Regions from separate parts of the Homo sapiens genome. Here region 1 is linked to region 2. A link is a loop called in an ENCODE intact Hi-C map of the cell type or tissue named here. Cell type or tissue: chondrocyte. All regions are shown on one strand. Each heading gives the region's core, and the rest is flanking DNA. Links, peaks and the distances in the headings are about the cores only. Region 1 has its middle 91 kb from the start of CDH5. Region 2 holds the start of LOC124903698.

Region 1 (5,370 bases), core at 219-5,218, 210 kb before region 2:
TTTCTTCAGCAGCAAGAAAAATGGTTTCTTCTCCAGGAAGCTTTTCCCGAGCCTAGTGTAAAGCTCTAAGGCAGCAGGGGTCAGGTGGCTTATGTGGGGTTCCCAGAAGGCACAGCCTGAGATAAGACTGGAGTGCAGGTTGTTTATTTGGGAGAGGTTCCCAGACAGCAAGAGTGAAGGATTGAGGGAAAATGGCATAGGGAGGAGTAAGATCATTAAAAGTTGTGTTGCGGTCATCAATGCTTTGGGCAACAGAGGCTCAGTGCAGCTGGGACCTCCTGACAAGCAGCATGAAGTCCCCAGAATCAGTCCCCTAAAGGCCAAGAGCCTGGAGCATTCATCCACCAGCTCCCAGCCCTCATTGGCTGAGAGCTTCCCCGGACAAGATTCATGCCCTGTATTGACTGCATTTTCTTATTTTCTGTATTCCTGATGCTCCGGCATTTGGGGCCTTGATCCTGGAGAGACTGCCCCTCCCAGAGCTAGCTAATTCCTAGAGACAGCAAAGGACTCCCCTGTGACTGCACCTTTGATGTACAAAGCAATCGTTCCAGAGCCCACACCCCCAACCGTCCAACTGCCAAGTCAATATTCTCTCTGCCCTAAATCACTACAGGGCCAAGAACCAGACAACTAGGAATGACCTTGAAAGCCCAGAGCCCTCCACAGTGATTCACACTATCCATCCTAAGCTAACTCAGTCTACCTACCCTGCCTTGCCCACACCTTCCCAAGAAATCCTCAACAAAGGCTCTGAGCCTTGCTCTCCCCTCTCCCTCTTCTGCCTTCTGACCCTGGCGCTTCCCATGTGTTCCAGGTAGCAGTGTGCAGTGCCTCCCATTTCTAGAGTACTTAGTATAAACTTCTTCCTTTATGACAATCATCTCCCTGCCTGCGTGTCTGACCATACTGATTAAAACAAATCCTGGGTACATTTTAACTCGTGCCTTCACACCGCCAGGCTTGCATGGGCTAAGAGTGTTCCCACAACGCTGGAGAAGACCCTGAGGCAGAAAACCAACAGGCATCTGTCCCATACATGAAGTGGATGCTGTAAGAGCAAGGCAAGCTTTCTGAGCTGTCAGGGAAACGGCCACCGGCCACTGTCGCTGGCACTGAAATCACAGCTGGCCAAGGAATGTGATGAGCAGGGTGCCAGAGGTGTCTGCTGCATCCCATGTGCTTGTTTGCTTGTTTTTCTCACCATTGATCCCCCAGTGCCTAGCACAGTACTGGCATGGTGTGGGGACTTAGTCATTACCTGCTGAACTCATGAATTGAATTAGTGAGTGACTGAGTGAGTGAACCTTGTAAGCCCCAAAGGAGAATGACTAACAGTCCAATAGAAGACATTCAAAGGTTCCCAGCCAGTGAGGTCCAGTGGTCAAGTTTATCCCAGCAATAACCCAGCTAATAGCACCCTCCAGTGGCCAAGGTCCCAGGGCTGGTCAAAGCTAGGTCAGGTGGCGGAGCTGTCAGCCCAGCAAGGAAACTGAGGCAGAAAACTAAAGGAGTTCATGGGATGTTAAGCCTTCACTCCTGCAATGGCTTGCATTTAAACAAGACTCCTTACAGGCCCCAGGGCAAGATCAGGTATGGGCGGGCGTAGTGAACACGAAGAAGCCCAGAGATTTACAATGGGCAGGACCAGGGTAACAAATCCAAACAGAAAAATAGAATCCATAAACCTCTTCTCCTAGGCTTCAGAAGGTTCCAGATTCATCTCCCTGAATGGCCACCACAGAGAAGTGGCACAAGAGTGTCACACCTAGGGTGCAAAGGACTGCCTGCTATCCATCATAATCATAAATGTGTATACTGTCATAAACTTCCAGAAGATGGCAGTAAAGAGACTCATGCTAAGAAAATCAGTACATTACAATAATTTTCCATATATGGAAGTGTCTTGAGAAAGGGAGAGGTTTTGCCTAATCTGTTTAAATGTGCTGTGTGACCTGGTGAGCAGATTTTTTTCCCTTCCTCAGTGAGTTTTGCCCAGGCTCAGAAACCCCGCAGGCCCCTAGAGCATAAACCAAGGGAAAGCAAAAGTCAACAGACATACAGGCAAGGAAGCGGGGGCAGGTGGCGGGGCAAGGCTGGTTTCCTCTGCGTCTCCTTGGTTGCATCTCTAGCCTCATTCGTGCAATAAACACTTGCTGAACTCTGTTGGGCACATTGGGGGTGGGTGAGGGACACATATGACCAAGATTGGGTCCTTTTGCTCAGTGTCATGGAAAAAAGACTGATATGGTTTGGATCTGTGTCCCTGGCCAAAGTTCATGTCAAATTGTAATCCCCTGTGTTGGAGGCGGGGTCTGGTGGGAGGTGACTGCATCATGGTAGTGGGTTTCTCATGAATGGTGCAGCACCACCCTCTTGGTGCGGTTCTCATGATAGTAAGTGAGTTCTCATGAGATCTGGTTATTTAAGTGTGTGGCACCTCCCCTTTCACTGTCTCTCTCTCTTGCTCCTGCCCCTGCTATGTAGGACACCTGCTCCCCCTTTGCCTTCTGCCATGATTGGAAGCTTCCTGAGGCCTCCTCAAAAGCAGAAGCCACTATGCTTCCTGTAGAGTCTGCAGAACCATAAGCCAATTAAAACTCTTTTCTTTATAAACTACCCAGTCTCAGGTATTTTACCAACTTTGCTGTTAGGCAGACCTGGGTTCAAATCCAGCTTCTACAGCTCAGAACATAGAAAGTCACATACCCTCCCCAGCCCTCAGGCTCCTCATCTGCATAATGGGGATAACACCACCTGCTTTACAAGATGTAAAAAAGACCACGTGAGTAAAGTGCCTGGTGCAGAGACTGAAACAGACGGAGCTGGAGTTGGAAAAGAATTGCTATTTCCTTCTTCCTCCCTTGATATCATTGGAACCTCCTTCTTTAGAGGTTACAATCCAGCTGCTGAAGCAGCATATATTTGGTTGACTTTTGACTAAAGAAAAATACTGCCACTATTTTATGATGTCACAAAGTGGTAAGGGATTTGATAAGAGATTCCTGGGCCCAGTATAATGTGGCACAACCATGAGAAAACCTCCCATACCAGAACTACTCCCTCGGGTTGAAAACCAAACATTGACTTGTGCAGCCAATGTTCTGGCTTGTCTGGGGGCTGCCTGAGAGACTGACTTCTGTCTTGCCTGACTCAGAGCACAGACAGGAATGGCAGCACAGAAGCCACTGGAAACAGGCAAGCTCCAAGGAACGTTACAGCTGCAGAGATTATGCAGTTCCACAGGAAGACAGCAGGAGGAGCAAGAGATTATGTCTCTTGAGAAGAAATAGACTAGGGAATTCGAGACGGTTAAACAGGCATGCACAAGGCCAGAGAAGACACATCCCCAGAAAAGATTTGAGAGGTCCCAGAACCTTTTGCCAGGCTGATTGGTAAAAGTCTCCCCGTGCGTGAGGCCAATTCATAAAGACTGGGAGAGGTGGTTGTTTTTTCAAATGCCAAAATCTCAACAAAAGATCACAAGGCATACAAATAAACAGGTAAACATGGCCCAATCAAATGAACAAAATAAAACTCCAGTAACCAAGCCTAAAGAAATGCAAATTGCTGAACTTTCTCACAAAGAATTCAAAACAACTGTGTTGAAGATGCTCAGTGAGCTAAAAGAGAACACAGATAGACAACTAAGTGAAATCAGGAAAATGCTGGATGAGTCCAGTGAGAATGTCAACAGAAATAAACTAAAGAAACAGAAATTCTAGAGCTAAAAAATACAATAACTAAGTTGAAAAATTCACTACAGCTGTTCAAAGCAGACTTAGGCAGAAGAAAGAACTCGCAAATTTGCAGATCGTTCATTTGAATCAAGTCAGAGGAGCACAAAGAAAAAATAATTAAGAAAACTGAAAAGGCCCTAAGGGACTTATGGGACGTCATCAAGCAGACCCTTTTATACACTATGGAAATCCTAGAAGTAGGAGAGAAAGGGGCAGAGACCTTATTTGAGGAAATGGCCAAAAACTTCCCAAATCAGAGGAAACAAATGAAAATAGAAGTCCAAGTTCAATGAATTCCAACTGGTATAAAATCAAAGAGGCCCAAACTGTGACACATTATAATCAAACTGTCAAAAGACAAAGAGAAAGCCTTGAAAGTAGTAAAAGTGCTTCATCACAGACAAAGAGGCTTCTATAAGATTATCAGGAGGTTTCTCAGCAAAAACCTTTTAGCCATAAGGCAGTGGAATGATGTACTCAGAGTGCTGAAGGAAAAAAGCTATCAATCAAGAATACTAAAACTGGAAAAACTATCCTTTAAAAATGAGACAGTTTTGTTTTTTTTTTTTCTTGAATTAATGCTCAGAGTTGGTCTTTATGTAGTATTTTGCTATTTCCAAGTTTTTGAAGCACACTGAAAGCCTCTAGTTTTGCCTTTTCAAGGTGATGAAGTAGAGGCTTTCAGTATGCTTCAAAAACTTGGAAATAGCAAAATACTACATAAAGATCAACTCTGAGCTTTAATTCAAGAAAAAAAAAACCTGGGAATCCACTGGAATCATGAAGGACACCCTAAATCCTGGGGACGAGAAGGTGGGCAAACAGCCCCTGTGATTGCGTCTCAATGATGAAAGTGAGTAAAGCCCCAGTGCATGAGTGGGGCAGGGAGCCTCCTTTTGTGATTCACTTTTCCTCTGGGGAACACAGCAATCCAAGCCAAGGGAAAGCGCTTTGTTTCTCCCAAGCCCTGGAGCCAACTCAGGGAGAGGCTTGGAGATGCTGAGAGAGAAAGGTACCTGGAAAAGCTGCAGGCATTTTCCCAGACCTGGAACTGAGAGCAGGGTGCCATTTTCAATATGAGTGTATACAAAGTCAGTTACTCTTTGGCAACCTGGCAGTGTGGCTGCACAGGCATTTTAGTCTCAGGCCAGAGATTGGAGCACTTGCTCTGGACCAGGGTACAGGCCTCCATGGCCAGAACTGTGGAAAGCACCTCAACAGTAAGCATTGGAATTGTGCTTTTCTCCATTGCAGACCTGGGGAGGGAGGAGAGCTACTACAGCATGGTTTCTTCTGGGTGATGAGAACTGCAGCCAGGGCCAGCTTGGCAACCTGGAACCAGTCTGGTCTGCATGTGTCACTTCTGGGTGCCGCAGCCTGCTCCCTGGGATCATGGTGCAGTGGGGCCCTCTCTGCTCTACCTCCCGGTAGAGCGCCAGGCATTAAGAGCACCCACTTGCCTGGACCAGCAGCCTGAGCTGCCCCACCCTTCTTGGGAATGGACTGTGTGCAGTAGGACCCTCTCTTCTCCACACCCAGGCTGTTCTCTAGGCATTCAGAGCATCTGCTCCCACAGATTAGCCGCCCGAGTTACCCCATCCTTCCTGTGCAGAGATCCTGGTACCAGGAG
Region 2 (5,359 bases), core at 1-5,000:
TGTGCCTATCTCTCGATTCCAGGGCAGATGAGCCACAACATCACCACCCTGCCACTTACAAGGTGGGGGACCTGGGTCTGGGGTCTCAGGCGCAAACTGGAGGCCCTCACAGCCCACTAGGCCCCCTCCCAACCCCAGTACCCTCAGTCCCTCAGTCAGGTGGTGCTAGTAGAGCTATCTCTGACGCTGCAGGCCCCAGGTAGATGGGCAGGGCCCTCCGTGGGTGTGCAGCGGCGGTTCCCTCATCAGTCCAGCCACTGCCCAGGACTAAGGGTCTTCAAGGAAGATGAGGCCATTGCCCTTCTCCAGGTGGCTTCACCACAGTGCTGCCTGGGCACCTCTCTGAGGCAGAGAAGTGGCCCCTCCCTCAGTCCCTGCCTGGCCGACCACTGTGGCCTGCACGCGAATGGGTCAGAGCCAGACCCCGGAGCTGGTGCTGTCCTTCTAGGTGGCTGCTCATAGCTGGGGATGGTGAGTGGCTGTGTTCTGGCCTTGCCCACGTGGGTGTTTGCAGAGACAAAATGAAGGGGATATGCTCCCCATAAATACCACCTTGCCACCACAAGAGGACCAGAAGGCTACTCAGCCTTGCTGCCACAGAAGGGGATTTGTAGGGTCAGCCTGGCTGCAGAAAGGCTGGCTCAGATCTTGACCAAGAAACCCCAGCGATTTCCATCAAAGACCACGCAGGTAACAGAGGTGATTCCTGAAGACCCAGCCCACAGAGGGTGGCAGCCAAGCATCTCTGAGCAGTGTCCCTGCTAGCATCGCCAGCGGCCATCACTCTGCCTCCCTCCCACCTCTTGTCCCTCGTCGTTAAAAAACAGCACCCTATCCTGCTTCCCCACATTTCTGTTCCTCCAATGAAGGGCTAAGACTATTTAGTAATCTCTTTCTTAAGCAGAGGAGTGGCAAGGATGGCAATCTTGAATTTTATTTTCTGTAGAGATAGCATTTCTTCTGGTGCGGAGCTGAAAGGAATCCACCCAGAAGTTCTGTAGCATCCTGCGTGCAGCCTCCTGGAGCCCCAGACTCCATCTGGGGGAGGGACTTGTTTACAAGCAGTTCTGACCACCTTAGTGGTGTACTGTTTTCTAGGCAAAAAATATCTGTCTGTTGTACTGTATAGCCTTTAAAATGCAGTCCAGGAATGAGACTCTTTTAAGAAACACATCCTGCTTCTGCAATTCCAGAGAGTGCTGGGGGAAAAAAAGGGATAAAAATTCCTACCTACTCATCAGTGTTTGAAAGATGGAGCTGAATAGCTTTTCTTGTTCCTGGACTAGGCAATGAATAAGCAACAATGTATCTTTTCTGTGTTCAAAATAAATACATAATATCAATAAAATGTAGCAAGAAGTAACACTTTCAGAGAGTGCATAAGGTTCCTTTTTTTCTTTTCTTTTTTTCTTCAGACAGGGTCTCACTCAGTCGCCTACGCTGGAGTGCAATGGTATGAACATAGCTCACTGTAGCCTTGAACTCCTGGGCTCAAGTGATCCTCCCACCTCAGCCTCCTAAGCAGCTGGGACTACAGGCATGCACCACCATACCCAGCTAATTTTTGATTTTGAATTTTTGTAAACACAGGGTCTCACTATGTTGCCCAGGCTAGTTGAAACTCCTGGTCTCAAGCGATCCTCTCACCTCAGCCTCCCGAGTAGGGTTTATACCTTCTGAAACTTGTAAGAAAAGGAAACACTAAATAGCAACAAAATGAAAATACACCTCCGGCTAGCAATCTCTACCCATTCATTACCTCTCAAGATTAAGCACCATTGAAGCCTTGTCATTTTCCTGTTGATGTGGATATTTGGATAGTCAGTGCCTTACAGGAGTTGCTTTTTTTTTTTTAACCTCACTGAAACTTGGCATCATTTCTCTGAGACATGGCTGGTGTAACGTCATGAGGATGGGCCATCAACTTCAGGACCTGACTCTAGGAACTTCAGAGACTACACGTTTTACTCTAACAGGAGTTGGCTTGTAGCACCCTGATGGCTTGTACCACCAGGAAAGAGAGGAAAGTGGCAATGAAACTGAAATGAGCTGTTGTCTCACCCTCTGCAGGAATTCCCCTCTTCCTTTCCATGCCCTCCACAACACCATGGCTTGGGCTATTGATCTCTTAGCGGACAGAGCCTGGGCCCCTTCCTCTGTCACATTTCCCTCCCACCAGAACTCCAATAGAGCCCACTAACATAGTCCTAGATGCCCCCAAGTGCCTTGAAAGTGGGGTGCAATCCAAAATTCGAATAGTCCATTAATATAGTCTTAGACCCCAAGTGCCTTGAAAGTGGGGTGCAATCCTGAAGGAGGGTGCAGCGGGGGGAAAGACCACGAGATAGGCTCATCCTTCTGGTTCTCCAGCCCACGTCCCTGCTGGACAGGCCAAGGCTGGCTCTGCTGCGCCTATCACCCCCACCCTGAGCCCACACTGCCACCTGCCGGCTCGCTGCTGCCACTGCTCAAAGTGAACAAGTCAGGCCCTGAAGAATGAGGAAGCCCCTCCTCTCACCTTGAAACACAATACCCACCAGCACTCATAATTGCAGACAAAACCCGTCATTTTAACCCTGGGCTTTTCTTCCACCCTTGAGATGTTCTATGAGGTTGAACCCATTCAAGTATTCCATTTTTGGGGCTCACCCCCGCCCCGCCAGCATCACTCTCTGGACAAAGCCTGACACTTATGTCCCCCTCTCTGTAAGCAAAATAATCATTTTGCATGCCCTCTGTTCTGAACATCACTAGGCATGGCTCTGGTGCCACCTCAGTGCTCTGGGGCTCCACCTCCTGGGAATGAATGCAGAAACTTCCACAGTGATGGTGTCCAGCCATGTGCTGCCCCCAACCGAAACCACCCCACACCGACACCCAGCTCCCACCACAAAGACTTAGGATCCCACAGGCCTTTGGGACTGTCACGCTCTTGGCTTTTCCTGCTCCTCCATCCACGACATGCCCTATGCTGTGGTGTGTCACATATGGCACCACATTCAAGGTCCTTTGCACATTCCTAAGGAGATGCCGCCTGTCTGTGCCAGGGGCCAAGGAGAACACCCCAGGTACCTGGGCTCATCAGAGGCCCAAGGAGATGGAAGGTGAAGCTGCATCACAGGACGATGGAGACAGGGGCCCCAGGGCCAGACCCTGGGATGAGGATGTGGGTGAGAGTTTGGTTAGGGAAGTGTTCCCAGGAGTACCAGATGGAGTGAGGCAGGAAACAAGAAAGGCAAGGAAGCCAGTGAGGGGGTCACCAAGCAGGTCACCACTGCAGGCCACTGAGCGCAGTCCCACTGGTGACTCTGAGACACAGAGTAGAACGCACCTCAAAGTGACGCCCGCCCTCAGGTGGGAGAGACGGGTTGTTTGTACCCTGATGCTCAGCAGACATTTTTGGAGGCTGCCCTTTGGAGAATGTTCATTCCTGCCCCTTGTGGAGGCCAAATGGGCTCCTCTGGCCAGAAAAAAGTCTTCAGGGGAGTCACCGTGCTGGCGATGACGCCATCGTGATAGTCCACAAGAGCCATCATTGGGTCCCCGTGTATGGGTGTGGTGAGGTCCCAGGTCTCTGCAAAGGGCTCCAGCAGCTGCTGCCACACACAAGCAACAGGCATCGCCCAGAAGAGGGCGGAAGGAGGGTTGATACAGAGTAAGGCTGTTCACAGCCACCACGAGGAACATCCATTGTCACACTGGCCAAGCCCACATGCACATACACACACTGGGGCCCCTCCCAAGTTCCTAGAGATACCCCTGGCACACACTCACATGTAGCATCCCTCAGCTCCACCTCCTGTGGTTTCGTGGACATTTGCTCAGACAGCTTTGGTGCACACACACTAGTGCCCTTCTCACTTAGAGCTTGTGCACGTACACACTTGGTGTTGCATACTCCAGTGCCACTGACACTCCCACTCAGCTGTTCCTATCCATGCCCACCTGCATGTCCAGGCTCTTGGCATGAGCGGTGGAGAGACAGTAAGCTTCATCGTCTGAGGAAGTGAATCTTCTGTCCTGGTCTCTGCTTTGCTTCACCCCACATTGCACGTCCTCGGGGCCAGAGGAACTCTCTGGAGCCCAGGACTGGTTGCCTAGATCAGGCCGGGTATCTCTGGGCTTGGGGGCTGGGCAGATCTTTACCCCCAGGGTGGCAGCCCAGTTGTGCCAGCCCAACATGTCTCCAAGAAATCCAAGGTTGCAGGTCCTCAGGCCCTGCCGTCCCCACCTCAGCCATGCCACCACTGACCATCTCACCAGCATGACTCCTGGGGGCCTGGGGCTGCCTGTCTCTCTTCCACTGCCAGTGGCTGCCTGGTCCACAGCCCACCCCAAGGCTGGCACCATCTGAACTGTGTGGTGGAGTAGAAGAGCATCCCTTGAAAAGGACCCTCCACTCCCTGCCACTCTGAGCCTCATTATCCAACTGCAAGAGTCAGAAACCCAACTTGAATCTTCATGAGCAAGGAAGAATACTTACTGAATTGTCCAAGTCAGGCATGGCTGGATCCAGAAAGTCCGGGAATATGGGCAGGTATGTCATCTCTCTCTGGATTCTGCTGTCCACCACAGTGCCTTCATTCTCCCATCAGAACAAAAGTATGGAAGCCCCAAGTCTACTTTGGTTGGTTCATAATCCAAAACAAAGAGATCCTCTCTCTCCCAGAGAGCAAATACCAAGTCTCAGAGAAAACTGGCCCAGACATGTCCTCATCCCTGACTCTCTGAATGGCTGGGATTAGGGTCTCTGTTGTTTGTTTGTTTGTTTGTTGTTTGTTTTTGAGTCAAAGTCTCACCCTGTCGCCCACACTGGAGTGCAGTGGTACGATCTCGGCTCACTGCAACCTCCGTCTCCCAGGTTCAAGCGATTAGCCTGCCTCAGCCTCCTGAGTAGCTGGGATTACGGGCATTCTGAGTAGCTGGGATTACGGGCACATGTCACTGCGCCCAGCTAAATTTTTGTATTTTTAGTAGAGACGGGGTCTCACCATGTTGGCCAGGCTGGTCTTGAACTCCTGACCTCAGGTGATCTGCCTGCCTTGGCCACCCAAAGTCCTGGGATTACAGGTGTGAGCCACCGCACCCAGCCAGGATTACGGTCTCTGGCTGACTGAGCCTGGGTCATGCCAAAGCAGCCCTTGCACATCTCCCATGCCTCCATCTCCCCTCCCTGCCTGCCACTCTGTGGAGGGTGGAAGAGGAGGAGCCACATTCATCTCTCCTGGAATGGGTTCTGCAAAGAAAAGAGGGGAGGAGGCTGGGAGGACTGGAGACACACAGACGAGCAGCCTCTGCCATGTTCCCTTGACAGGGACAGGCCCTACCCCTCAGATCTCAGTCTGAGCGATGACCCCAA

The links. A loop is a pair of places that touch in the nucleus more often than their neighbours do. Peaks named below come from ENCODE experiments on the same cell type or tissue, not always from the same donor. Only the 100,000 strongest peaks of a DNase experiment are listed, where the experiment ranks them.
Region 1: a loop joins it to region 2, with 5 times the contacts of the local background. A loop is called at or near these places in 7 of 110 quality-filtered maps.

What each region holds. Positions count from the first base shown.
Region 1 is chr16:66,272,766-66,278,135 of GRCh38, forward strand. No RefSeq gene overlaps it. Among named protein-coding and RNA genes, the nearest start is that of CDH5, 91 kb to the right of the region's middle. In chondrocyte, for the core only: CTCF peaks have their summits at 1,791 (motif pointing right) and 3,258; no DNase peak of the experiment used is centred there.
Region 2 is chr16:66,481,463-66,486,821 of GRCh38, forward strand. It overlaps BEAN1 (brain expressed associated with NEDD4 1), which reads left to right. Exons shown (of 5, transcript NM_001178020.3): 5 at 1-1,371. It overlaps LOC124903698, which reads right to left and starts at 4,820. Exons shown (of 5, transcript XM_047435016.1): 1 at 1-4,820. The coding sequence starts at 3,687. The coding sequence ends at 3,082. RefSeq lists an enhancer at 2,695-3,675 and a silencer at 3,488-3,557. In chondrocyte, for the core only: CTCF peaks have their summits at 2,461 (motif pointing left) and 2,667; DNase peaks (open chromatin) are centred at 89 and 2,419.